2 separate regions of the Homo sapiens genome follow, and region 2 is linked to region 1. Evidence: read pairs that join two places in POLR2A ChIA-PET (ENCODE). Cell type or tissue: PC-3. All regions are shown on one strand. Links, peaks and the distances in the headings refer to the core of each region. The heading gives the core; the rest is flanking DNA. Region 1 overlaps EZH1 (enhancer of zeste 1 polycomb repressive complex 2 subunit). Region 2 overlaps WNK4 (WNK lysine deficient protein kinase 4).

The links. ChIA-PET counts read pairs that join two places held together with the same protein. Peaks named below come from ENCODE experiments on the same cell type or tissue, not always from the same donor. Only the 100,000 strongest peaks of a DNase experiment are listed, where the experiment ranks them.
Region 2: POLR2A ChIA-PET joins it to region 1 with 10 read pairs; 13 of 35 experiments call an interaction of 5 or more read pairs at or near these places.

The regions. Positions count from the first base shown.
Region 1 is chr17:42,714,843-42,729,431 of GRCh38, forward strand. It overlaps EZH1 (enhancer of zeste 1 polycomb repressive complex 2 subunit), which reads right to left. Exons shown (of 21, transcript NM_001991.5): 3 at 13,983-14,110; 4 at 12,793-12,921; 5 at 9,463-9,582; 6 at 7,953-8,073; 7 at 5,431-5,607; 8 at 4,263-4,365; 9 at 3,612-3,775; 10 at 3,134-3,225. The coding sequence starts at 14,099. Among named protein-coding and RNA genes, the nearest start is that of MIR6780A, 14 kb to the left of the region's middle. In PC-3, for the core only: CTCF peaks have their summits at 6,359 (motif pointing right) and 6,562; no DNase peak of the experiment used is centred there.
Region 2 is chr17:42,780,659-42,794,032 of GRCh38, forward strand. It overlaps WNK4 (WNK lysine deficient protein kinase 4), which reads left to right. Exons shown (of 19, transcript NM_032387.5): 1 at 1-658; 2 at 2,100-2,272; 3 at 3,279-3,499; 4 at 3,764-3,921; 5 at 4,439-4,527; 6 at 4,608-4,824; 7 at 6,620-6,884; 8 at 7,120-7,241; 9 at 7,472-7,530; 10 at 7,632-7,749; 11 at 8,023-8,139; 12 at 12,934-13,071. The coding sequence starts at 41. Among named protein-coding and RNA genes, the nearest start is that of WNK4, 6.7 kb to the left of the region's middle. RefSeq lists enhancers at 25-982, 2,272-3,471, 3,377-4,008. In PC-3, for the core only: no CTCF peak of the experiment used is centred there; a DNase peak (open chromatin) is centred at 2,943; H3K4me3 peaks cover 3,054 bases; H3K27ac peaks cover 3,289 bases.

The sequences.
Region 1 (14,589 bases), core at 5,987-10,986:
CATTTATATATATTTACATATAATTTTTATATATTATATATATAATATATAATATGGAAATATATTATATAATTATATAATTTATATAAATATAAAATATATATTTATATAATATATAAATATATGAAATTTATATAAATATATTTATATATAATTTATATAAATATAAAATATATATAATTTATGTAAATATAATTTATATATTATATATGTATTTATATACTATATATTACATGTATTTATATATTATAGATTATATGTATTTATATATTATATATAATAGATTATATGTATTTATATATTATATATTATAGATTATATGTATTTATATATAATATATATCATAGATTATATGTATTTATATATAATATATATTATAGATTATATGTATTTATATATAATATAATATATAATAGATTATATGTATTTATATATATATATATTTTTTTGAGACGAGGTCTTGCCCTGTCACCCAGGTGAGTACAGTAGCATGATCTCAGCTCACTGCAGCCTTGACCTTCTAGGCTCAACTGATCCTCCCACCTCAGCCTCCCAAGTCCAGTCCAGCTAATTTTTGTATTTTTTATAGACATGGGGTTTTGCCATGTTGCCCAGGCTGGTCTCGAACTCCTAGGCTCAAGCTATCCACATGCTTCAGCCCCCCAAATTGCTGGGATTACAGGCGTGAGCCACCATTTTAATATAATGGCCAAACATTTTAACATAAATAAAATCAAGTTTCCAGACCTAATTTCTAGGTTATAAGAAAGAGGAGACAGAAGAACACAGAAATGACACTGTGAAAAAACAACAGATGAATCCAGGATGTGGGTCATCCTACAAGACAACCAGCCTGGAACTTTTAAAAAGATTTTAAAAGTGATAGAATTATTTGAGATTAAAAACGAGTAAAAAGACATAACAAGGCCGGGCGCCTTATTACACCTGTAATCCCAGTACTTTGGGAGGCCAGGCAGTCTGATCACCTGAGGTTGGGAGTTCAAGACCAGCCTGACCAACACAGAGAAACCCTGTCTCTACTAAAAACACAAAAATTAGCTGGGCGTGGTGGCGCATGCCTGTAATCCCAGCTACTTGGGAGGCTGAGGCAGGAGAATCGTTTGAACCCGGGAGGTGGAGATTGTGGTGAGCTGAGATTGCACCATTGCACTCCAGCCTGGGCAACAAGAGTGAAACTCTGTCTCAAAAAAAAAAAAAAAAAGACATAATAACCAAATATGATGTCTGACTGGATGATCCTGGTTTGGAAACAAAACAAAACAAAACACAACACAAAAATACCTATTCTTGGTACAGCTGAAAAAAAAATTGAATATATTAATAGAATGGGTAATAGAGGATACTATACAATTTTTATTAATTGTCCTAGGTGTAATAATGTGGTTATGTAAGAGAATGTCTTTATGCTGAAACATTTACCAAATGAGCATCACAATGTCTGCAACTTATTGTCAAATGGTTCAGCAAAAGATATACATACGCAAATTTATGGAGAAAGGAGATACAGAAAAAAATGTTATCAAATCCAGGAAGAAGGTATCTTTCAACTCTGCATGATTGAAAATGTTCTTAGTAAACAGTTGGGGGAAAATAGTCCAGCATTATATTTAATATGCACTCAAACCTAAAACGCAATAAAAGAAAAATTGTGCATACATTATCTCTGTAAGTTAAACATGCATACATTTCAGGCATTGGCAGCATCTTCGTAATACATGTACAGGGTATCAAGGTGACTCCTGTGAGAAGGGCAATGACCTTTTGACTTATATAAATGCTGGTATGTTGACATAACATGGCATATATATTTTTTTAAGGATGAAGTAATTTCATTTTATTATTATTTTTTTTTTGAGATGGAGTCTCACTATCTCACCCAGGCTGGAGTACAGTGGCGTGATCTCGGCTCACTGCAGCCTCCACCTCCTGGGTTCAAGCAATTCTCCTGTCTCAGCCTCCTGAGTAGCTGGGATTACAGGCGTGCGCCACCACACCTGGTTAATTTTGTATTTTCAGTAGAGACAGGGTTTTTCCATGTTGACCAGGCTGGTCTCAAACTCCTGACCTCAGGTGATCCACCTCCCTCAGCCTCCCAAAGTGCTGGGATTATAGGTGTGCACTACGACGCCTGGCTGAAAAACATGGAGTAATTTTAAAAGCATGATCTGTGGAGTTAGACCCTGACTTGAATTTCATCGCTGCCATACCGCTGACTTATCAACAAACTTTAGGCAAAATATATAACTTTTGTAATCCAGTTTCCTCTACCTCATGACACTGTTATAGGATGAAAATAAGACAAGGTATGTTAAGGGTCTACTATGATACTTGGCACATAGGAAGGAGTCAATACACATTAGGAAAAAATAAACCCAATAACGTCTATTCTTTTGCTTTTACAGTACGGCCCATTTTCCACATGTGTGCCCAACAGCATTCTCTACCATCTTTCCATCTATTATCCCACTAAAGATGGTTCCAAAAGCACTTGGCTGGTTGTATAATATAATTTTAATAGGTGGCAGAAATTTTATCAAGGTATTTTATTCATCGCCTAGGCTCATCCTATTGTGTAAAAAGCCCAACTGTGTCTTTGGCAAGTCCAGTTGATCTATTTCCTTCTAGCTCTCAATATATGGCTTCCCCACAGGTATGCCAGACCATTTATGCTGCTTCTTAAGGTCTGTCCATCAGGGAACGGTCCATCTGGTTGATCACAACAAGACATCAGCATCATCACGTGCTATTCGTCTCATAGTTATATGCATTTATAACAAGATAGCAAAGAAACTAGAGTGTGTACCCACCCCCCCAGCATACACTTTGCTCCAATTCTAACAATACAGTTTTAGGCTCTGAAATCTAAGCAGATGATATTTAGAGCAGGCAAGCCTTTAATGATCTTCGAATCTGCACTCCATCAGACTAACTTTATAGTGCTACCATGTCTGGGGAGTTCCTTAAGAGCGGTCCCACAGTAACTGGGGAGCTCCTTAAGAGCAAAAGCCATGTTTTATTTGTGCTATATGACCCCCAGAGTGCTGTGTACTGGCTCACGTGGCTTGTGTTCCCAGAATGAAGTTAATAATGCCAGAACAGCTTAAGAACATACCAGCAAAAGGAAGCAGTCTGTGCCACATGGTTCTGGTTCAATCTTGATTTCTTTATTCTTGCGTTTATATACATTAGGGGTGGCATGAAAAGCTGGAAAACAAAAACTGTCTTGTTGCCAGTGGTCTATCCACTTGACAAGATGGGGAGAAACAAAAGTGAATTAGAGAGCTATTGTAGGAGTTAGAATTCGATATAAACGGCTACCATCAGGGTGCACAAAATTCAGTCATTTCTGACATCAACACAATGCTTTCAAAGCTAAGAGGTACTGAGGGACAGATAAGTTGCTAGTTAGTCTGTCCCTATCATGCAAAGCATGTTGCACTATAATTGAGCAAGGGAAAATAGAACTGGCCCTTTGTAAAACGTTAGAACAGAAGCCAGGAACTCTATACGAGAAACCAGAACAAAGAGAAGGAAATGGTGGCTGGGGATGGAAGAGAGGAGAGCATTTCAAACAGAGTAGCCCCACTCACGGTGAAGGAAGCAGTCGTATTTAAAGCAGCGCCGGCAAAAAAGTGTGTGGAAGGAGTGCAGAGATTGCTCCCGCTGCACAGACTTGGCATTGGGGCCATCGATGTTGGGTGTGCACTGAGGGGGAAGTGCATTGGGGTCTGACATCTCTGTTAGTTCTCGATACCTATTTAAGAAAAGAGAGATAAGAGTTCCTCCGAGGAACTGCCTCCACTGAGGAAATACAGATTGGGTACTGACAGTAGCTCACCTACGGTCTGCCAAGGGAGGATGGGTGTTTTTTATAGGTCTGGTTGATAAGAGAATGGTAGATAACTAGAGTGGGTCCACCATTGTAATTATGCTGGGTTGGGCAAATGTTGGAAAGTAAGGGGAGGGAAGGATTTGTTAAGATGGTGCTGGAGTTAACTCTCCAGAAAAATGGCAGAGTAAATGTTCTCTGCCCAGACTCACTCAAAAGCCAGTATACGATGACCCTTAATATAGTAAGGGGGGCATTTAGAGGTAATTGAGTAAGCAAGAAATAATCAAATTGCGGGCAAATCATAATGCCCTTACCATAAACAAAGCTTTTTACTAACCAAAAATTAGGAGGGAATAAAGGTTTTGTCCGAGCACTCTGTATATGGCCTAAGTGGGACAGCTTTCCCTACCTCTCCTTCATGTCATCTGGGACACCATTCTCAGGGAACATTGAGGCAATTGCACTGAAGATCATGTCATTTGGGAACTGTTTCTTGGAACTCTTTTTGTTGCCTGAATTGGAAATGATAAAAAGCTCCTGAGTGCGATTATCAGAACACGTAAACAAATCTGTGTGATCTTTTTTCCTTTTGTCATAGCATTTTGATTACAGCTGCTTTGTTAACCTAACCACTGATTGTTTGGAGATATATAAACATCAGTGCTATCTGGACTTATCTGATATATGCTACCAGTAAATAAGGAAGTTAGAGTAGTCTACATATTAACAACAAAATCCACAGTCCCAATTAGAATCTGGATGTGAGGTGGCTCACGCCTGTAATCCCAGTCAGTACTTTGAGAGGCCGAGGGGAGCGGATCACTTGAGGCCAGGAGTTTGAGACCAGCCTGGCCAACATGGTAAAACCCCAACTCTACTAAAAATACAAAACTTAGCTGGGCATGGTGGTGCATGCCTATAGTCCCAGCTACTTAGAAGGCTGACACACAAGAATCACTTGAACCAGGGAGGTGGAGGTTGCAGTGAGCCGAGATTGTGCCACTGCACTCCACCTTGGGTAACAGAGCAAGACTGTGTCTCAAAAAAATAATAAATAATAGATTTTAAAAATAAAAATAAGAATTTGGAGGTGAAAAGAGTGTTCATAGAGAGGCCTGAACATAGAAGAATCCTATCATGAAGTGGATGCTGAAGAACTACACTGATACTATAATTATGATACAATAAAAGAGAATACACTATGTCCCTGGACATATAGTATAATTAAACTATTAAATTTTAAATTAAACATTAGTGACATGGAAAAGTACTCATAAGATTAAATAAAAAGGGATATAAAATTTGATATATACATATATATAAATTGGCATGATCCCAATTTCACATGAGACATATAATTAGAAATGAATAGCAATGATTATTCTATCAGTTCTTCTACTTTCTTCTTCACCCAAGTCACAGCTATCTGAAGCTATCACTTAATGATCATGTTCTCCTTTTAAGTGAACCAACAAGAAGCACCAACAGCCTTTAATAGGCAACAAATCTTTCCAGTTCTTCCTTCTTCCCTATCCCTGTCACTTTAAAAAAGGAATAAGGGAGCCAGTGCTACGTACCTTCAATAGCATGTCGCTTTCTCTTTCTTGTTACTGGCAGATCTTCTTTGCTGTCATCCTGCTTTCCATCTGAGGTGTCATTGTGCCCTTCCTCCTCCTCATCTGAGTACTGATTCAGGGCATCGACCAACTCCAGAAAAACAGCATCACTAATCAGAACGGATCCAGGGATCATCTCTGAAACATGAGGATTCGAAAGATGAGCAGTGGTCACTTCACATTCCATTAGTCCTCCTAGGCAGGTTTTCTTGTACTCACTCCAGAGGCCCAGATATGTCACATGTGTACATTTTTACATGGGAGATCAGGAAATTACAATCATTTGATTGGCTCCTACACATGCAGTGGGCAGCTGGCTAGAGTAGGAATACAGCTATAGGCTTTATTTATTTTTATTATTTTTTTTAGACGGAGTTTCGCCTTATTGCCCAGGCTGGAGTGCAATGGCGCGATCTTGGCTCACCGCAACCTCCACCTCCCAGGTTCAAGTGATTCTCCTGCCTCAGCCTCCCGAGTAGCTGAGATTACGCATGTGCCACCACCCTGGCTAATTTTGTATTTTAGTAGAGACTGGGTTTCTCCATGTCAGGCTGGTCGTGAACTCCAGACCTCAGGTGATCCGCCCGCCTCGGCCTACCAAAATGCTGGGATTACAGGTGTGACCCACCGTGCCCAGCCATAGGCTTTATTCTTACTGAAGAACTTCACTTCCTCAGTCACAAGTCAACTCTGAATTTCTGGTTCAAAATCTCATGAAAGTGTTCAAACAATCTCCAAGTAGGGCAGAGAAAAATAATAAAATGAAAATTCTCTTGGCTTTGCTGCTGATGGGTCAGTAATGACGTCTCTAAATCAAAAGACAGCAATTTTTCCTAAAATTGTACTTTATGGAGATGTACTACAATTTAGGAGGTCTTTGAACACTAGGAGGCACTGTGGACAAATAATGTAGTTCAACAGCATCACAACAGTGCCCACAATTGTCAAAAGAGCAGGTGGGGCTGTTGGTTTATGAAGTGATGGAGAGCCTCTCCTCTTTCCATTTCTTACACACGGACAGACTTTTCTAGAATTATGACTAAATCCAAACAATTGGCTTTTAGGAAATTCAGATTATTAAAACCAACTTCTGGGAGATTCAGGGGATGCCTGGATCAAAGAAGTATGACAGAGAGCCTCATTGCCATTCTCAGAGAAAGAGAAATAAAGAACAAAATGGTCTTGGATGTCCTTATGGAAAACTCCTAAGCCCTAAGATTAAACTTATTTGTACAATAAACTTTCTCTCCAGCCACTGATTACTACATAATCCTTTTATGTCCCAACTCCTTTTAAAATTTAACTAGGATACTTTAAATAATTTTTATTTCTGTTTCTGCTGCTTGAATCAGAAATAACTAGGGTAATAAAAAAAAAAAAGAAAGAAAGAAAAAAAGAAATAACTAGGGTATTTTGGGCCAGGCATGTTGGCTCACTCTTGTAATCCCAGAGCTTTGGGAGGCCAACGTGGGAGGATTGCTTGAGGCCAGGAGTTTAAGACCAGCCTGGGCAACGTGGTGAGACTCCATCTCTACAAAAAATTTTAAAAATAAGCCAGGGCCGGGCACGGTGGCTCACGCCTGTAATCCCAGCACTTTGGGAGGCTGAGGTGGGAGGATCACAAGGTCAGGAGATCGAGACCATCCTGGCTCACACGGTGAAACCCCATCCCTACTAAAAATACAAAAAAGTAGCCGGGTGTGGTAGGCGCCTGTAGTCCCAGCTACCTCGGGAGGCTGAGGCAGGAGAATGGCATGAACCCGGGAGGCGGAGCTTACAGTGAGCCGAGATTGTGCCACTGCGCTCCAGCCTGGGTGACACAGCGAGACTCTGTCTCAAAAAAAAAAAAAAAAAAAAAAGCCAGGTGTGGTGGAGTGCACCTGTAGTCCCAGCCCCCCAGGAGGCTAAAGCAGGAAAATCACTTAAGCCCAGGAGGCTGAGGCTACAATAAGCTATGATCATGCCACTGCATTCCAGCCTGGGTGACTGAGTGAGTCCCTGTCTCTAAAAAAAAAATAAAAAAAAAAATTGGGCTAGGCATGGTGGCTCACGCCTATAATCCCAGCACTTTAGGAGGCCGAGATAGGTGGATCACCTGAGGTCAGGAATTCGAGACCAGCCTGACCAACATGGTGAAACCCCATCTCTACTAAAAATACAAGAATTAGCTGGGCATGGTGGCAGACACCTGTAGTCCCAGCTACTTGGGAGGCTGAGGCAGAAGAATCACTTGAACCCAGGAGGCAGAGATTGCAGTGAGCCTAGATTACACCACTGCACTCCAGCCTGGGCAACTAAGGCAAAACTCCGTCTCAAAAAAAAAAAAAAAAAAAAATTAACTCCCAGCCATGTGATGACATTGAAATATTCTGCAGTGTGTACCCCATGGGGCAGAAGATAAAAGCAAGATGGCAAGATGATGAGGTACCAAAGAAGAGGCCTGATTCTAACAAAATTTTCTCCAAGGAGTTCAGTACCACTACCTTCTTCACCATGGACTTTCCCATCATAGTTATTGATCAGCTCCTCAATAAAAGTCTCATCTTCTTCTTTCACTTCATCTCCCATGTAGGGAATATTGCACAAAACCGTCTCATCTTCTACCTGAAACCAAACCAGATGTGATTTATTCCATGAAGCCATCATGCATCTGCTCTTTCCTATTTAGTGGAATCTTTGCTGAGCTTTGTTTGTTGCTTGAGTCTCCTGAAAATGCCTTTGTCCCAGAGTTTCCTGCATTTTAAACACTGGCCATTTTGTTTGGCCAAAAAAACCTCAAATGGGGCCAAGTGTGGTGGCTCACGCCTGCAATCCCAGCACTTTGGGAGGCCGAGGCAGGCGGATCATGAGGTCAGGAGATCGAGACCATCCTGGCCAACATGGTGAAACCCCATCTCTACTAAAATACAAAAAATTAGCTGGGCGTGGTGGCGCATGCCTGTAGTCCCAGCTACTAGGGAGGCTGAGGGAGGAGAATCGCTTGAACCTGGGAGGCAGAGGTTGCAGTAAGCTGAGATCGCGCCACTGTACTCCAGCCTGGCGACACAGTGAGACTCCGTCTCAAAAAAAAAAAAAGTTTCATAAGTAGAGAGACAGATGGATAAATAAAAATGAAGGCTTCTAAGATTATGATCTGTAATTTAACTACAAAATAAACTGGGCAATCATAAGACATGGGTATTCTATAAGATGGACTAAGATTCTCCAATAATAAAAAAAAATTATGATTACAACTCATGCCAGTCACACTCAATGGGAACCTAAAGTCAACTGCAGCCTAGGCTATGGATATTTTCTGGCAATAAACAATAGTAAATAATTTTGGGGGAGTGGGGTGCTCAGCAGAGAATATAGTCATTCTAAAATCCCCAAGTAGCAAGTAAAATTATTCTGAAGTTTTATTCTAAGAGATGATTCCCTTCTATAAACCTCGACCTCATTCCAACCAGTAGTACGGCTATCTGTCACCAGGCAGATGATAAGCAATGGCAGTATTTAGAGAGGAATGATTATCAAAACCACAAATAATCCTAGTAGGAGTCAGCACAAAGGCCCAGATGAAAGGACTGTGTGCACGTCTGTTGTCTCAGTTGTTTTTGTAGCATCTTGCATTTAGAGAATTCAGAAAGGATTACTCCATCAACAGGGAGCAGACAACCTGCTCAAGCCTCAAGAGTCTGATTTAGACTGCATTTAACTGTACATAATATTGGGCCAAGGTACTAAGAGAAAATTGAAATCTTGCCCAATATTATTCATTTAAAAAAGAACCAGCATCAATTCCAAAGCACACATCAGAGAGCATAAAATCTGACAAGTTAGAACAACTTGCAATATATATTGTTTAGAGTAAGTAAATTACAACCTTGTTCTGCCCTGCATGTCCTAGCTGTGTTAATTACTGGACAATCTTTACCCTAAGAGGAGCTCTGGCATATCAACATAACACAATCATACAGTTTAAATAACCACCACAGTGCTTTCAATACATACCATAAAGTTCTGTTGGAGAGGGGACCAGGAATACATGATGGGAACCAATGCAACTGTGTTCAGTGACCTCATTAACATATGTTGGCTTGCAAATCCCGGGAAAATGCTCTCTATGGTACACTGAAATATAAGCAATGACATGGAGAGGGAAAGACGGGCATATAACCCAAGAAAGAAATGTAATTTCCTTCCAAAATTGGCTGGGCATAGTGGCTCATGCCAGTAATCCCAGCACTTTGGGAGGCCAAGACAGGCAGATCACTTGAAGTCAGTTGGAGACCAGCCAGGCCAACATGGTGAAACCCCATCTCTACAAAAACATAATACAAAAATTAGCTGAGCATGGTGGTACACACATGTAATCCCAGCTACTTGGGAGACTGAGGTATGAGAATCACTTGAACCTGGGAGGCAGAGGTTGAGTGAGCCACTGCACTCCAGCCTGGGTGACAGAGCGAGACTCTGTCTCAAGAAAAAAAAGAAAAAAAAGAGAAAAAAAATGATCTTAGTAGCCTCTAGTTCTTACAAGCTAATAAATTAAATTTTTAAAATTCAGATGGCATTTAAAATTATAAAAAATTTGACCAGGCATGGTGGCTCACGCCTGTAATCCCAGCACTTTGGGAGACCGAGGCGGGTGGATCATGAAGTCAGGAGATCAAGACTATCCTGGCCAACATGGTGAAACCCAGTCCCTACTAAAAATACAAAAATTAGCTGGGCGTGGTGGCACATGCCTGTAGTCCCAGCTACTCGGGAGGCTGAGGCAGGAGAATTGCTTGAACCTGGGAGGTGGAGGTTGCAGTGAGCCAAGATCACGCCACTGCACTCCAGCCTGGCGACATAGCGATACTCCGTCTCAAAAAAAACAAAAACAAAATTTTAAAAACAACTTAATAAATTCAGAGTTTTGTAACATCATCTCCTAAAAGGAATCCCTAGACTGCAAACTTGTGGAAAGTAGAAACTCTTTTTTTTTTTTTGAGACAGGATCTCACTCTGTTGCCCAGGCTGAGTGCAGTTGTGCAATCACAGCTCACTGCAGCCTCTGCCTCCCAGGCTAAAGCCATCCTCCAACCTCAGCCTCCCGAGAAGCTGGGATTACAGGCATGTGCTACTACATCCAGTTAAACAGCTAATTTTTCTTTTTTTTTTTTGTAGAGACAGGGTCTCGCTATATTGCCCACGCTGGTCTCCAACTCCTGGACTCAAGCAATCATCCTGCCTTAGCCTCCCAAAGTGCTGGGATTACATGTGTGAGCCACTATGCCCAGCCAAAAGAAGGGACTCTTATTCACCTTTGTGTCCTCTATAGAGTTCAGCACAGTACTTCCCATACTCAGCTGATGTTTACCTCAGCTCAAACTGTTGGTCTACCTGGGTTATACACAACAGTAAAGAGCCTCTGAAAGTCCTAAAAGATGAGGAAGTTTTCTGAAGACCTAAACTTTAAGACAGTGGACATCAACTTAGCTGCATAGGTGATAGGGATAGTACATGGAGAAGCAAAGTGGTATAGAAATTATAGTAACATTCTGCTTCAGGAAAGATATTTGCTCTCAATACACTATCTGCTTTTCGTTTTTTGTTTTGAGACAGGGTCTCACTCTGTCGCCCAGGCTGGAGTGCAGTTGCACGATCTTGGCTCATTGCAACCTCCGCCTCCCAGGTTCAAGCAATTCTCCTGCCTCAGCCTCCTGAGTAGCTGGGATTATAGGTGCACGCCACCACGCTCGGCCAATTTTTGTATTTTTAGTAGAGACAGGGTTTCACCATGTTGGCCAGGCTGGTCTTGAACTCCTGACCTCAGGTGATCCACCTGTCACAGCCTCTAAAAGTGCTGGGATTACAGGCATGAGCCACTGCACCCAGCTTCTGCTTTTTTTTTTTTTTTTTAAGAGACAGTCTCTTTTTTTTTTTTTTTTTTGAGACGGAGTCTCGCTGTCGCCCAGGCTGGAGATCATAGCTCACTGCAGCCTTGAACTCTTGGGTTCAAGTGATTCTCCCACCTCAGCCTCCCGAGTAGCTGGGATTATAGGCATACACTACCATGCCTAGATAATATTTACTTTTTATATTTTAAAAATATTATCTATTTCCCAGGTGTTGGAGGTTACAGTAAGCTATGATCATGACACTGCACTCCAGTCTGGGTGACATAGTGAGATCTTGTCTCTAAATAATAATAATGATAATTTATTTTCATAAAGTTTCTTTTTTTTTGGAGATGGTGTTTTGCTCTTGTTGCCCAGGCTGAAGTACAATGGTGCCATCTCAGATCACTGCAACCTCCACCTCCCGGGTTCAAGCAATTCTCCTGCCTCAGCCTCCCTAGTAGCTGGGATTACAGAAGTGTGCCACCATGCCTGGCTAATTTTTTTGTACTATTAGTAGAGATGGGGTTTCACCATGTTGGCCAGCCTGGTCTCAAACTCTTGACCTCAGGTGATCCACCCACCTCGGCCTCCCAAAGTGCTGGGATTACAGGTGTGAGCCACCGCGTCCAGCCAAAGTTTCTTAACTAGAAAATTCTTTTATTTATTTATTATTTATTATTTTTTTTGAGACACAGTCTCACTCTTTCACCCAGGCTGGAGTGCAGTGGTGTGATCTTGGCTCACTGCAACTTCTGCCTCCTAGGTTCAAGAGGTTCTCAGGCCTCAGCCTCCCAAGTAGCTGGGATTATAGGTGTGCACCATCACACGCAGCTAACTTTTGTATTTTTAGTAGAGACAGTGTTTCGCTATGTTGGCCAGGCTGGTCTCAAACTCCTGGCCTCAAGTGATCCATCTGCCTCAGCCTCCCGAAGTGCTGAGATTACAGGTGTGAGCCACTGCGTCCAGCCCCCGTAATTATTCTTGAAGCTGCAGATTTACTATCTTAATTATTCAAAGTTGACTAAAATAGCTGTATCTATTAACCTTAACCTTATTTATTTATTTCCTTTCTTTCCTTTTTCTTTTTTGGACATAAGGTCTTGTCTGTCAACCCAGACTGGAGTGTTGTGGTGAAATCATAGTTTATTTCAGCCTTGAACTTCTGGGCTCAAGAAATCCTTCCACCTCAGCCTCACAAGTAGCTAGGACTACACCACCATGTCTGGCTACTTTTTTAAAAAATTTTTTAGAGACACAGTCTATGTTGCCCAGGCTGGTCTCAAACTCCTCACCTCAAGCGATTTTCCCACCTCAGCCTCCCAAATAGCTGGGAATACTTGTGTGAGCCACCATACCTTGTCTTACTTATTCACTTTCTAAAAAGTCACAAATATAGGAAAAAGCTTTAAGCCCAAGGAAGAGAGGAAGACTGAGCTTAAACTCCCAAAAGTACCTTTTTGAGAAAAGGGTGTCCACTCACAGGCTTCATTGACTGAACAGGTTGGACACGAAGCTTCTTCCATTCTTCATTGAGGATCTGGGTTTTTTCTTGAACCTTTGCAAAATTTGCCACATACAAAGCCTAGCAAAGCCATGGAAAAGATTAAGATATATTGTTATTTTATTAATTAATTAATAATTTATTTTTTTGAGATGGAGTCTTGCTCTGTTGTCACCCAGGCTGGAGTGTAGTAGCGCGATCTCAGCTCACCACAACCTCCGCCTCCCGGGTTCAAGCGATTCTCCTACCTCGGCCTCCCAAGTAGCTGGGATTACAGGCACAGACCACCACACCTGGCTAATTTTTGTATTTTTGGTAGAGACAGGGTTTCACTATGTTGGCCAGGCTGGTTTGAAACTCCTGGCCTCAAGTGATCTGCCTGCCTCAGCCTCCCAAAGTGCTGGAATTACAGGCATGAGCCACCGTGCCTGGCCTTTTTTTTTTTTTTTGAGATGGAGTCTTGCTCTGTCACCCAGGCTGGAGTGCAGTGGTGCCATCTCGGCTCACTGCAACCTCTATCTCCTGGGTTCAAGCAATTCTCCTGCCTCAGCCTCCCAAGTAGCCGGGATTACAGGCATATGACACCACGCCCGGCTAATTTTTGTATTTTTAGTAGAGACGAGGTTTCACCAGGTAGGACAGGCTGGTCTCGAACTCCTGACCTCAGGTGATCCACCTGCCTTAGCCTCCCAAAGTGCTGGGATTACAGGTGTGAGCCACCGCACCTGGCCCTGTTACGATTTCAAAACAAAAGTTAAAAAGAAATTCCAACCCCTGGGCCAGGCGCGGTGGCTCACACCTGTAATCCCAGCACTTTGGGAGGCTGAGGCGGGCGGATCACGAGGTCAGGAGATCGAGACCATCCTGGCTAACATGGTGAAACCCCATCTCTACTAAAAATACAAGAAAATTAGCCGGGCGTGGTGGCAGGCGCCTGTAGTCCCAGCTAATCGGGAGGCTGAGGCAGGAGAATGGCGTGAACCTGCGAGGTGGAGCTTGCAGTAAGCTGAGATTACGCCACTGCACTCCAACCTGGGTGACAGAGTGAGACTCTGTCTCAAAAAAAAAAAAAAATTCCAACCCCTTTACACTGGGTCAGTATATTGAAATATATAAACTTTCACTTGGGAATTATTTTTTACCTTTGCACCCATATTTGCCTGAAGCCGTTTAAGTTGTCGAAGTCGCATGTATTCAGATTTCACTTTTCTTTTCCAGTAAGTGATACATTTGGAGGTAGGGGGATTTGGTATTTCCATCTTGCTGTAATCTAAGAGAGACAGAGATGAGAAATAGCATTTTATTGCCTGGAAATAAAGCATTCCTCAAATACAAAAAAAAAAAAAAGATCAATTATGCTTTCATTCCCATTAAATTTACTCATAAAAACACACATTTAAAGAACCCAAATGTGTGAGTTCAACAGAAAGTTTCAATTTAAAAAAAAGAGGCAGGGGCTCACACCTGTAAAACCAACACTTTAGGAAGCCGAGGTGAGAGCACTACTTGAGCCCAGTGATTTGAGACAACCTTGGGCAACATGGTGAAACCCCATCTCTACAGAAAATACAAAAGTTAGCCAGATGTGTTGGCCAGTGCCTGTAGTCCCAGCTACTCAGGAGGCTGATGTGGGAGGACTGCTTGAGCCCAGGAGGTCAAGGCTGCATTGAGCCGTGACCACGCCACTGCACTTCAGCCTGAGTGACAGAGTGAGACCTTGTCTCAAAAAACAAAACAAAACAAAAAAAC
Region 2 (13,374 bases), core at 241-5,240, 60 kb after region 1:
GCCGTCTGATTTTCTACCCTTCGGCGCCCTGCTCTTCCTCATGTTGGCATCCCCGGCCACGGAGACCACCGTCCTCATGTCCCAGACTGAGGCCGACCTGGCCCTGCGGCCCCCGCCTCCTCTTGGCACCGCGGGGCAGCCCCGCCTCGGGCCCCCTCCTCGCCGAGCGCGCCGCTTCTCCGGGAAGGCTGAGCCCCGGCCGCGCTCTTCTCGTCTCAGCCGCCGTAGCTCAGTCGACTTGGGGCTGCTGAGCTCTTGGTCCCTGCCAGCCTCACCCGCTCCGGACCCCCCCGATCCTCCGGACTCCGCTGGTCCTGGCCCCGCGAGGAGCCCACCGCCTAGCTCCAAAGAACCCCCCGAGGGCACGTGGACCGAGGGAGCCCCTGTGAAGGCTGCGGAAGACTCCGCGCGTCCCGAGCTCCCGGACTCTGCAGTGGGCCCGGGGTCCAGGGAGCCGCTAAGGGTCCCTGAAGCTGTGGCCCTAGAGCGGCGGCGGGAGCAGGAAGAAAAGGAGGACATGGAGACCCAGGCTGTGGCAACGTCCCCCGATGGCCGATACCTCAAGTTTGACATCGAGATTGGACGTGGCTCCTTCAAGACGGTGTATCGAGGGCTAGACACCGACACCACAGTGGAGGTGGCCTGGTGTGAGCTGCAGGTGCGGCTGGGAGCCCCCTCGGTGGCACCTTGGGATGGGACTCTGGAGGTCTTAGGATGACAGACAGAGGGTGGGGGAGACAGCATCAAGGGAAGCATGTATTTTTCCAGTCAAATGTCTATAGACACCTCTGCTGTCTTTGCCCTGAATGATCTGGCTGACTCTGGGCTGCAGAAGGAGAGATTGAGGCAGGTGGTGTCTGGTGACTCCCCCATGGGTATGAACATTCTCACTTTAAAGTCTCCATACTCAACCCTGAGAGGTGGAAAATAGGATGGGAAGTTAGGCAGGGGAGCCAGTTCAGGTCAGTTTCCTGCTGGTGGGTACCCGCAATCCCTTCCTCTCCCCTAAGTCCTGAGATCCTCAGTTATGACCCTGGTCCTCTTGATCCCCTCACTCCTCCCGTCCCCCACCTATTTGCAGACCAGGAGGCTGGGATGCGGGAAGCCAGGAGCTGGGCAAGGGTCATCTCCAACTCCAGAAGATTTAGGGCAGTTGTGGCAGAATAGGGCCCCCTAACCCCTTCTGGAGCAGTCAGACTTCTGGACTTCTCCACAGCTGCGAGGAGGGGGACATAGGGAGCTCCAGCTCTCGAGTGAGTCCAGTTCTGCTCCTCATCCCACTGCCTACCTGTGCTCTCCCTTCCCAGACCTAAAGGCACTAAGCCCATGGGCTTTAGGGGGACCTTCCTCCCATTGCTCCCATGCTACATATGGGTTAGGAGAACCCAGTCAACTTGGGGCCTGAAGCTTCCGATTCAGATCAGGGGACAGAGCCTAGGGGAAGGGTCCCTCTCCAGCCCTGGCACAGGGCTCGCCCCTTGCGCCTGCCAGTGCCGCGCCCCAGGCTCTGGGCCAGGCCAGGAGAGGCAGCCAAATTGGGGGGTGAGGGGAGGGAGAGGAGCCGGGGCGGGACGACTATGGGGGTGGGCAGCCTCCTGGCGCCTAGTCCTGGATCTTTTCTTTCCTTCTCAGTACCTCCCTCCATATCCCTCCCGCCTTCCGTCTGGATCTAGCAGTTCTGTTTCTGGGGCCAACCCCCTTGCCGGCCCCAATTCCCTGCCCGCAGTATCCTGCTGCCCGCCTGCTGCCTGCTCACTGCCAGCCCCCGGGTGCCCCCTCCCGCCCCATGGCCGGCCTGGGCAGCCACAAAGGCACTATTGAGCTCAGGGCTCTGGGACCGGGCTGCATAAAGGTGCTTGTGTCCAGCAGGGGGTCTAGGGGGCTGCCCCAGGCCCAGGTTGGGTGTGTCCTTGGATCAGCTTACGTGCGGGACTGTTGGAGAGTTCAGGGTCTGCAGCCCACTGGGCAAGTAATCCCATTAACCCCACCCCATCTGTGGGCTCCAACCCTCACCTCTTCCCCCAACCCCACTCCAGGTGTCCCTCTTCCTTTCTGTGGGTGTCCTGGGCCTGACATGACACCCGTCCCCCATCCCACAGACTCGGAAACTGTCTAGAGCTGAGCGGCAGCGCTTCTCAGAGGAGGTGGAGATGCTCAAGGGGCTGCAGCACCCCAACATCGTCCGCTTCTATGATTCGTGGAAGTCGGTGCTGAGGGGCCAGGTTTGCATCGTGCTGGTCACCGAACTCATGACCTCGGGCACGCTCAAGACGTGAGCTCTGCGCATGAGTGGGTGGGGAGAGGGAGGCTGGGATGTGTGCCCACTGCTTCCTGAACTCCCAGGCTCCTCAAACTCTCTAATATCCAGGTGTAAAACCAGGTTCACCATCTCCCTCTCACCCAACCTTTGTCCCTGCCTCGGTGAGTGGCAATGTCCACCCAGCACTCCAGTAAAATACTTGGGTGTCTCCCCAGACTCCTCTTTCTCCACTCTGCCCCCTCATCAGTCTGTCCCCAAGTCTTTCCTTAACCTCTCCCCACCTGGCTTTCACTGCTTCATCCATGCCACCACCTCAATGCCATCTCGCTGATCTGGAGCCCTGCAGCAGCCTCCTAAAGGGCCTTCCCAAACTCTGCCACCCTCTAAGCGATCCTATCTTCCTGCAGCCTGGAGAATCTTTCCCAGTTGAAAATCTGAACTGTCACTCCCCTCCTTAAAACCCCTTCAAAGTTTCTCATGGCCTTGGAATAAAGCCCACACAGGCTCACCTGTTCACAAAGTCCTTAGGATACAGCCTCACTTTCAGCCTAAGCTCCAGACACACCAAATTCCTGGCACCTCCTCCCACCCTGCCTTGTCACTGGCTTTTTCTGTGCCTTTGAGCACGGTGTCCTGTCTGCCTGGGAAGTCTCCATCCCTTCCCCCTTTCACCTTTGAGCTCCTACTCATCATTCAAGATGCAACACAAAAGTATTTCCTCTCCGAAGCTCTCCCTCATGCTTGGGGCAGTTAGTCATCCCTTCCTGCGCTCCCACAGCACCTTGGCCGAGGCCCTATCTATCAATTTACTTCCCAACCCGTTTGGTAACGTCATGTCTATCCACCATGCCCCCTGACTCAGTTTCTCCCTGGGGCCGGGCAGACATAGGCTAGGAGAATGCTGGCAGAAGATGCGGAGGCGGCAGCAGGGTGCGGCAGGGGGGAACTTCCCAGTGGGGGGCTCCTTCCCGGAGGACGTGTCCCCCCACCAGGACTCTGGCTATGCGCCCTCCCCCAGGTACCTGAGGCGGTTCCGGGAGATGAAGCCGCGGGTCCTTCAGCGCTGGAGCCGCCAAATCCTGCGGGGACTTCATTTCCTACACTCCCGGGTTCCTCCCATCCTGCACCGGGATCTCAAGTGCGACAATGTCTTTATCACGGGACCTACTGGCTCTGTCAAAATCGGGGACCTGGGCCTGGCCACGCTCAAGCGCGCCTCCTTTGCCAAGAGTGTCATCGGTGCGTCTCTCCAGGAGGGTCCATGCCATTCCTTCCTCCCCCACCTCAGAAGAGAACCTGGGGACTCCCTCCCCTCAGCAAGGGCCTTCAAGGTCCACAAAACTACCAGACGACAGGGAAGCTGAGGAGACCTATGGCACCCACCTCAACCCCACTGTGGGCCGGGGTCACTTGCACTCGCAGGGTTGCCTGGGGCTGCCTAGCCCAGTGGGAAGGACGAGGCCAGAGTGCCCAGCAATCTGATCCCTGCTGTGGACCCTACAGGGACCCCGGAATTCATGGCCCCCGAGATGTACGAGGAAAAGTACGATGAGGCCGTGGACGTGTACGCGTTCGGCATGTGCATGCTGGAGATGGCCACCTCTGAGTACCCGTACTCCGAGTGCCAGAATGCCGCGCAAATCTACCGCAAGGTCACTTCGGTGAGAGGGATGGGGCTGGCGGGAAAGGCAATTCCAGGGCCACTTCCCCTTTTCCTGCGCCGGCCAGCCCGCAGTCAATGCCCTTTGCCTGCACGAAAACAGGCTAGACACAGAGTCGCCTTGGTGAACACAGAAGGATATTGAGTGCACACGCGCCCCCACCAGTACACGCTATTTAGAATAATAATATGTGTGGTGCTCCCAAGAGTTCACAAATGATTTCGCATCCCATCTCTCATCCAATCCTTCCAGCTGCCCTGTGAGGTGAGCGGGGCAAATGTTCCACCCTGCGATTTACAGATGAACAAACAGCGGGAGACTTGTTCAAGATCACACTGTAAATACTTGGGGGGGGGGCGGGGATTAGGATTTGAAATCACATCTTCCAGTAGCAGTCAGGCTTTTGCAACTGCACGCGCAGCTGCCTAAGGAGGGAGTGGAGTAAGGGGTGGGGGGTGGTGTCAAGCCGAGAGCTGGGGATCAGAGGACGGGAGGTGTCATGCAACCCCTTCCCCAGGGCAGAAAGCCGAACAGCTTCCACAAGGTGAAGATACCCGAGGTGAAGGAGATCATTGAAGGCTGCATCCGCACGGATAAGAACGAGAGGTGGGGGTGAAAGGGCAGAGCGTGGGTAGAATAGGGCCGCGGGCCGCGGCGGGCTCGGCTCACCCACGCGTCACCCTCAGGTTCACCATCCAGGACCTCCTGGCCCACGCCTTCTTCCGCGAGGAGCGCGGTGTGCACGTGGAACTAGCGGAGGAGGACGACGGCGAGAAGCCGGGCCTCAAGCTCTGGCTGCGCATGGAGGACGCGCGGCGCGGGGGGCGCCCACGGGACAACCAGGCCATCGAGTTCCTGTTCCAGCTGGGCCGGGACGCGGCCGAGGAGGTGGCACAGGAGATGGTGAGCGGAGGACAGACTGTGCTGCCACTGGACGTGTAAAGGACATTGACTCGAGGGGACAGTGCAACAGGGATGGGGCGCAGGAGGGGTGGCAGCGATGGGGGCGGGGCACCTCACCCCTCTCAAAATCTCCTGCAGCGTCTCCCTACCTCTCCAGCCCTAACTTACCCGCACGCACACCCAGTTTTCCTTTACAGAGGGAGCCCTGGGTCCTCCAGCGTCCCTGCTTTACCTCCAGCTGATCTGTTCTTCCTGGGATGCCCTTCTTGCCAATTCATCTTTTCCTTCTTTCCTCCCTCCCCATTTTTCTTTTTCTTTTTCTTCCAATATGATCAGAACCATCGATTTCGGGAAGCCGTCCCCTTTGGAGTCAAACTTAAATGCTTCTTTCCACTTCAGCATGTTCTCGGTTACAGCACTCCCCACTATCGGTCCTGTCTTAAACCTGAATAAGTTCCTATCTTTCTTCTCCACTAGACTATAAACTCCCTGAGGGCAGAGACTGTGTTTTATCGATTCTTCTATCCCTGGCAGTGCTTGGCACATAGTAAGAGCTCATTAATAGCCTACATCTGTACATGGCTTAAAGCACTTTCACATGCATTTGATCTTTGCTACCCATCCTGCATAGGGGGCAGTTTTATCTCAACTTGTTGATGAGGAAATGGAAATTCAGAGAGGTTGAATACCTTGTCCAGGGCCCCAAGTAAGTAAGTGGAAGAGCTGGATTGAAACTGAGGTGGTTCAGATTTTAAATCAGGTTACCCTTCCCCACCTCCTTTACTCATTCAGCAAAGCTTGCGGCTAAAAGGAATGAGGAGGTGATGAATGGAAGCTGGTAGAAGGGGAGAGGCATAAGATGCAAGGGCAGAAGCTTGGGGGCTGGCTTAGGAAGTCCTGAAGGGAGTATGGGATTCTTTTTTTGGGAGTAATGGAGTCTCACTCTGTCACCCAGGCTGGAGTGCAGTGGCGCTATCTCAGCTCATTGCAACCTCCGCCTCCTGGGTTCAAGCAATTCTCCTGCCTCCGCCTCCTGTGTAGCTGGGATTACAGGCAAAAGCCACAACGCCCAGCTAATTTTTGTATTTTTAGTAGGAACGGGGTTTCACCATGTTGGCCAGGCTGGTCTCGAACTCCTGACCTCAAGTGACCCACTAGTCTTGGCCTCCCAAATTGCTGGGATTACAGGTGTGAGCCACCGTGCCTGGCCGAGTATGGGATTCTTAATAGAGACATGACAGTTGCAAGGGTGGAGACCACCTACGGTAGGTCAAGAATCTGAGAATGTGTTAGAAATTTAGAGCAGGTCTCCATAGCACGGCCCAACCTGACCTGAGATCAAATCTTGATCCATTGCTGACAAGGGATTCTTGGCCTTGGCACTGTTGACATGTTTGTTTTAGGGACTGTCCTGTGCATTGTAGGATGTTGAGAAGAACCCCTGGCTTCCGCTCACTAGATTCAGTAGCACCTACCCTCCAGTTGTGGCAACTAAAAATGTCTCTAGATAGTGCCAAACATCTCTTCTTCCCATTGGAAACCACTGACTTACTGTATAACTATGAACCAGCTACTTCATTAATCTCTAAAAATCGAATGGTAAGATTTATCCCACAAGGTTGTTTGGAGGATCTAGTGATGATAATGTAAGGAGCTGCCAGTTAACAGACATAGTGGGTAATCAGTAAGTGTTGGTTTTCTTCCTCCCATATCCTGGAGTTCCCAAGAAGGCGTCCTGATGGATCTTTGATAGGGGGTCCCAAGCTGTGTTCCTCATCCCCCACCCCAATTCCAGGTGGCTCTGGGCTTGGTCTGTGAAGCCGATTACCAGCCAGTGGCCCGTGCAGTACGTGAACGGGTTGCTGCCATCCAGCGAAAGCGTGAGAAGCTGCGTAAAGCAAGGGAATTGGAGGCACTCCCACCAGAGCCAGGACCTCCACCAGCAACTGTGCCCATGGCCCCCGGTCCCCCCAGTGTCTTCCCCCCTGAGCCTGAGGAGCCAGAGGCAGACCAGCACCAGCCCTTCCTTTTCCGCCACGCCAGCTACTCATCTACCACTTGTAAGTCACCCCTGATCTTGAGACGTAGGTCCCAGAACACCTTGGCCTCTGCCCCCTACCCAGAAGTTCACCCCCACAGCAGTCACTTACCCTGCCTTCCACCTCTAGCCATGAAGCTCCCTCCAGGAAGGAACTCTCCCACAGCTCCAGGCCCCTCCTTGCTTAGGCAGGCCCCATCCTCTGCCACTATTCCCTTTTATTTCCCCTTTTTTTGATCCTCTCCCTCCCCAACCAGCGGATTGCGAGACTGATGGCTACCTCAGCTCCTCCGGCTTCCTGGATGCCTCAGACCCTGCCCTTCAGCCCCCTGGGGGGGTGCCATCCAGCCTGGCTGAGTCCCATCTCTGCCTGCCCTCGGTGAGAGGGGGTCGCATGGGGGGCTCCCAGCCATTCCAAGCCTATGACCTATCTCCCTCCTTGTGAAACCCAATCTCATGATCCAGTCCCATGTCCCTGGAAATCCACCATTCTTGCCCTCCTCTTCCCTAATTCCATCTCCCTAATATCCTCCCAGCATCCTTGACACCATCTCCCTAGATCTCAACAGTTATCTTCCCCTGACCTCATGAACCCTTATCCTGTTTCAGGCTTTTGCCCTATCCATTCCACGTTCTGGCCCTGGAAGTGACTTTTCCCCCGGGGACAGGTATGTTCTGGTACAAGTTGGGGTGCCAGGGTGAGACACCTGGGGCACTGGGGTCCCAGTGTCTGCTCTGACAGTCATTCTCTCTCCTTTCTCTTTAACAGCTATGCCTCAGATGCAGCTTCAGGCCTTAGCGATGTGGGAGAAGGGATGGGACAAATGAGGAGACCCCCAGGGAGGAATCTCCGGCGCAGACCCCGATCCCGGCTGCGGGTCACTAGTGTAAGGATGGAGTACAGGAGATAGAGAGTAACCTACAGGGCCAGGAGGGAAGTGTCAGGGGGAGGCGGGGGAGGTCACCCAGAAAACGGGAGAAGCAGTGTATGACTAGTACTCAAGAGGCGGCCAGTCTGGTTTCTAATACCAGACTTTAGAGGTGGGGTCTACTTATCTCCAAGTCCATTGTGGCTGCTGTCACTTGGCTGGGGTAGGGTGGAGACACAGCATGATGAAGAGGGCTTGACCTTCTCCCCTCTGCTGACTTTGAATCTGAAGGTCTCAGACCAGAATGACAGAGTGGTTGAGTGCCAGCTACAGACCCATAACAGCAAGATGGTGACCTTCCGATTTGATCTGGATGGGGACAGCCCGGAAGAGATTGCAGCTGCCATGGTGAGGGGGAGAGAGATGAGGACAGAGTGTTTGGATCTGGAACAAGAGTCTCCTTCCTGATGTCCGCTGGGGCTGAAACCCACTGATCCGACAGCAAGCATTTTTAAATCTCTGGTTGACACTTAGCACAGTAACGCTGAAGATGTCTCAGCCCTTGTTTTGGGGGAGATTTCTGTTTATCCAGTGAGGTTTGGCTTCTCAGCTGGAGCAATTTGAGACTCACATTGACCGGGTACACACAAGTGCTACGTATAAGTGCCTGGTAGATGTGCAATACTGTGGCTGTAGGTGAAGGATGGACTGGGCAGCAGGGGCAATGAGCTTACCCAGGATCTTGGCAAATGGGCAAGAAAGGCTGTGAAGGGTGGAAAGGCCATGAAGGGTGTCCCTGTGCAGGGACAGCATAAGCAAAGGCATTCCAAGTAGAGAGTGTCTTGGAATATGGGGCTGGGAGGGCTTCATGAGGAAACCACTATCACTGGAAGTAAAGATTCCTATAGGAGAGTTGTGGGGAGTGAAGCCGGGTAGGTAGAGTGGGCCCAGATTGTAGAATAGACAATGTTAAGAGTTAGGCAGAGGCCAGGCGTGGTGGCTCACACCTGTAATCCCAGCACTTTGGGAGGCCGAGGCCGAGGCAGGCAGATCACCCGAGGTCAGGAGTTCAAGACCAGCTTGGCCAACATGGTGAAACCCCGTCTCTACTAAAAAATACAAAAATTAGCTGGGTGTGGTGGCGCATGCCTGTAGTCCCAGCTACTTGGGAGGCTGAGGCAGGAGAATTGCTTGAACCCGGGAGGCGGAGGTTGCAGTGAGCCGAGATCACACCATTGCACTCCAGCCTGGGCGACAAGAGTGAGATTCTGTCTAAAAATAAATAAATAAATAAATAAATAAATAAATAAATAAATAAATAGAGAGGCAGAGCAGGCTAGGTCCAGTGGCTCACACCTGTAATCCCAGCACTTTGGGTGGATGAAGTAGGAGGATTGCTTGAGCCCAGGGGTTCAAGACCACCCTGGTAATATAATGAGACCCTATCTCTACAAAAAATTTAAAAAATTAGCCGTGTGTGGCGGCACATGCCTGTCATCCCAACTACTTGGGAGGCTGAGGTGGGAGGATCACTTGAGCCTGGGAGGTCAAGGCTGCAGTGAGCTTTGATCACGCCACTGCACTCCAGCCTGGAAGACAGAGTGAACTTTGTCTCAAAAAAAAACAAAAACAAAAAAACAAAAAGGCACAGTGTAACGTGACAGTAGGCTTTATGAAAATCATCTGCCATGGGATGTGGAAGGGGGAAGGGAAAATACCTGGGAGGTAGACCCAGGAAGCCATCTGTGGACAAAGGAGAGAGTGGCTTATGGGAGGGAAGAGGAGAAAGGGTGAATCTGAGGGTTGTTTCGGGAAAATAAGTTACTCTGTAATCCAGTAACCTATTGACGTAGTAGAGAACATAGTACATAGTAGATGCTCAATAAATATTTGCTGAGTTGATATGATTGGGAGTTAGGGAGAAGGGATGTCAAGGACAACTTGTAGGCCACCAAAGGAGAGTAGGAGAGTAGGCCACCAAAGGAGAGAGGAAATTAGAAATGAAAGAAGGTTTTTTTTAAGGAGGTCATGATGAGCTTGAGTGAAGAAGGGACAGCCAAGACAAGACCCTCCATAGCCATGGATATGGGTCAGGCAGGGCTGGAGAGATGTGGATGGAGGAGTAGTCAGTACAGAGTTGAGAGTGAAGGGAGATGAGCCGGCAAAGCCAGAGACACAGAGGGTTGCAGAGTGTGTCTCAGCGCATACCACCAGTTCTGGAGTGGGAAGCGGGAGGGTAGGTCATCGAAGGACACAGAGACAAAGCCAGAGACGTAGGAGGATGTTAGTCAAAACTGAGTGAGGAGAGAGTTTCAAGGAGGTGGCATAGGATGAATCCTCAGGCAAGACCACACTGGCTTTTGTTAGGAGATCTTTGTGGGAGACCAGTTTCAGTGGAGTGGGGGTGGTGGATGCCAGCCCATGGGGTGAAGGAGGGAAAGGAATGGGAGAAACACCAGGCATCAGGAGCCCTCTCTAAAGCATCTCCTCCATCATGTCATTCACCTTGTGTCCAGGACAAAGACACAATATCACCTGGCACACAAGGCTCATCACCTTCCGTCAAACCACTTGACTCTTTCAGAGTCTTCCATCCAGCCACACTGGTTTCAAAATGGGCCTCTGAAAAGGCTGGGTGCCTTCCTGCCTCTGCCTCCACCTCCTTAAGGGTCTCTCACTCGTAGAGCCTTCTGTATTGGGCTTTCAAGTCCCCTCTGATCCTGCACAGCCAAAGTGACCCCACCCCATGCACCCAGAGTCCTTTGCCCTCTTTTCTCTCCTTACCCAGTCCACCCTCCACTCCTCTGCAGCAGAATTCTCCTGAGACTTGGATCTGATCTCTTGATATTCACCCGAAATTATTTAGTGGCTACTTGTGGTTGTAGAGTAAGGTCCAAATTCCAAAGCCTTTAAAATTCACAGCACATTCAGCTACACTTGAGTCCTCACTATTTTAAGAATAGGCTGTGCCGGGCATGGTGGCTCACGCCTGTAATCCCAGCACTTTGGGAGGCCGAGGCAGGCAGATGACCTGAGGTCGGGAGTTCAAGACCAGCCTGACCAACATGGAGAAACCCCGTCTCTACTAAAAAATACAAAATTAGCTGGGCGTGGTGGCGCATGCCTGTAATCCCAGCTACTTGGGAGGCTGAGGCAGGAGAATCACTTGAACCCAGGAGGTGGAGGTTGCGGTGAGCCACGGTCATACCATTGCACTCCAGCCTGGGCAACAAGAGCGAAACTCTGTCTCAAAAAAAAAAAAAGAAGAAAGAAAGAAAGATTGAATAGGCCGGGCGCAGTGGCTCACACTTGTAATCCCAGCACTTTTGGGAGGCTGAGGCAGGTAGATCACTTGAGGTCAGGAGTTCGAGACCAGCCTGGCCAACATGAAGCCCTGTCTCTACTAAAAATATAAAAATTAGCTGGGCATGGTGCCAGGCAGTCCCAGCTACTCAAGAGGCTGATGCAGGAGAATCTCTTGAACCCAGAAGGTGAGGTTGCAGTGAGCCAAGATTGTGCCACTGCACTCCAGCCTGGGTGATAGAGCAAGGCTCAGTCTCAAAAAAAAAAAAAAATAATAATGTACCATGCCTTTCATGCTTCAAAGCTACTACACTGTTCTCTCTGCCTAGACTGCTCTTCTCTTCCTGATGAACAGCCTGGAATAGAGGAAGGGGTCGCTTTCATGTAATACCTAAGTTCAAACTTCAGCTCTGTTATTTACTAATCCAATGAACTTAGGCAAGTTTCTTAACTCTGTAAACTTCAGTTGCATGTAAGTAAAATGCAGATGATAGTATTTGTTTTGCAAAGATGTTCTGATACGACACAGTGTAATGTAGAAGTGTCCACACATGGTAGGTCCTCAATAGAGATTGCTTTTCTCATCTGTCAATGTTCAGCTCCAAAGACTTACTCTGTGAAACTGCTCCAGCTTCCCCCTATCCCCAGGGTGGTATTCTGTCTTTGGAATAGCATTTTAAAAAATTGTGATTAAAAAACCATAAATATAAAATTTACCACCGTAACCATTTTTAAGTGTACAGTTCAGCAATATTAAGTATATTCACATTGCTGTGAAACAGATCTCCAGGGGTTTTCTTACCTTGCAAATCTGAAACTCTGTACCCATTAAACAACTCTGCCTCTCCACACCCCCATCCCCCCAACCCTGGAACAACATTTCTATCTATATCTCACTTGTAAGTGCCTTACGTATTACGGGCTGCCTTGCAGTAAGTTTAATTACGTATTTATGTGTCTCCTCCACTAAGTTTTGGGCTTCGTTAAGCCTAGGACCTTGTTTCATGCTTCCTTGTATTCCCACAGTACCCAGCACAATGCCAGCACATAGTAGGTGCTCAATAAGTATTCATGGATTTGAATGTGACATTTGCCATTTATTGCCTTATTCTGACTTAACCGTGTGGGATGGGTGTATGTGGGCCTGTGTGTTATACTTTATAAACACTATGGGGCAGAAATTGTGTCCAAAACATGGGAGGCAGCAGTGAAGATAACTCAGGCTCTGGCTTTAGGTAGATGTGGGTTTAAATCCTGTGACCTTAGGCAGACGGAACTTAACCTCTTTGAGCATTGGTTATCTTAATTCTACCATAGCAATATTAATGTGGGCCCCAGAAAGTTACTGGTGGTGTTAAATGTGATAATATACGCAAAGCAGCTGGTATATATACGCATCCTATGAATGTTAGCACCTTTCCTTCTAGGCTGTATTTCTCCTTACACCACACAGTGCCTGGAACACAATAGGTATTTACTTGTTTTAGGTTGGTGGTTGGCAGGAGCAGTAGTGTGAAGGGTGGATTTTTTATTTTTATTTTTTTGAGACGGAGTCTCGCTCAGTCGTCCAGGCTGGAGTGCGGTGGTGTGATCTTGGCTCCACCGTTTCCCAGGTTCAAGTGATTCTCCCGTCTTAGCCTCCCAAGTAGCTGGGATTACAGGTGCCCGCCATCATGCCCAGCTAATTTTTGTATTTTAGTAGAGATAGGGTATCACCATGTTGGCCAGGCTGGTCTTAAACTCCTGACTTCAGGTGATCCGCCCGCCTCGGCCTCCCAAAGTGCTAGGATTACAGGCGTGAGCCACCGCGCCCAGCCTGATGTTTTAAGATCAGAAGCAGGGGGAGAGGGATGAGTGAGATAACAAGCTCTCCCTCCCCATCCTGTTGACCCTCGCAAGGTATATAACGAGTTCATTCTGCCTTCGGAGCGAGATGGATTTCTCAGACGGATTCGGGAGATTATCCAGCGAGTGGAGACCCTGTTGAAGAGAGACACTGGCCCCATGGAGGCTGCTGAAGACACCCTAAGCCCCCAGGTCAGACCCCTTGGTGGACACTTCCAGGGGAAATGGACTCTCTGCTCCAGGGTTTATTACTCTCTGCCCTCAGCGGTCCCCTTGGATTTAACTCCTCTTCATCTCTGGGACCCTAAAACAGTGGCGCTTTTTTTTTTTTTTGAGATGGAGTCTCACTCTGTCGCCCAGGCTGGAGTGCAGTGGCACGATCTCGGCTCACTGCAAGCTCCGCCTCCCGGGTTCACGCCATTCTCCTGTCCCAGCCTCCCGAGTAGCTGGGACTACAGGCGCTCGCCACCACACCCGGCTAATTTTTTTTGTATT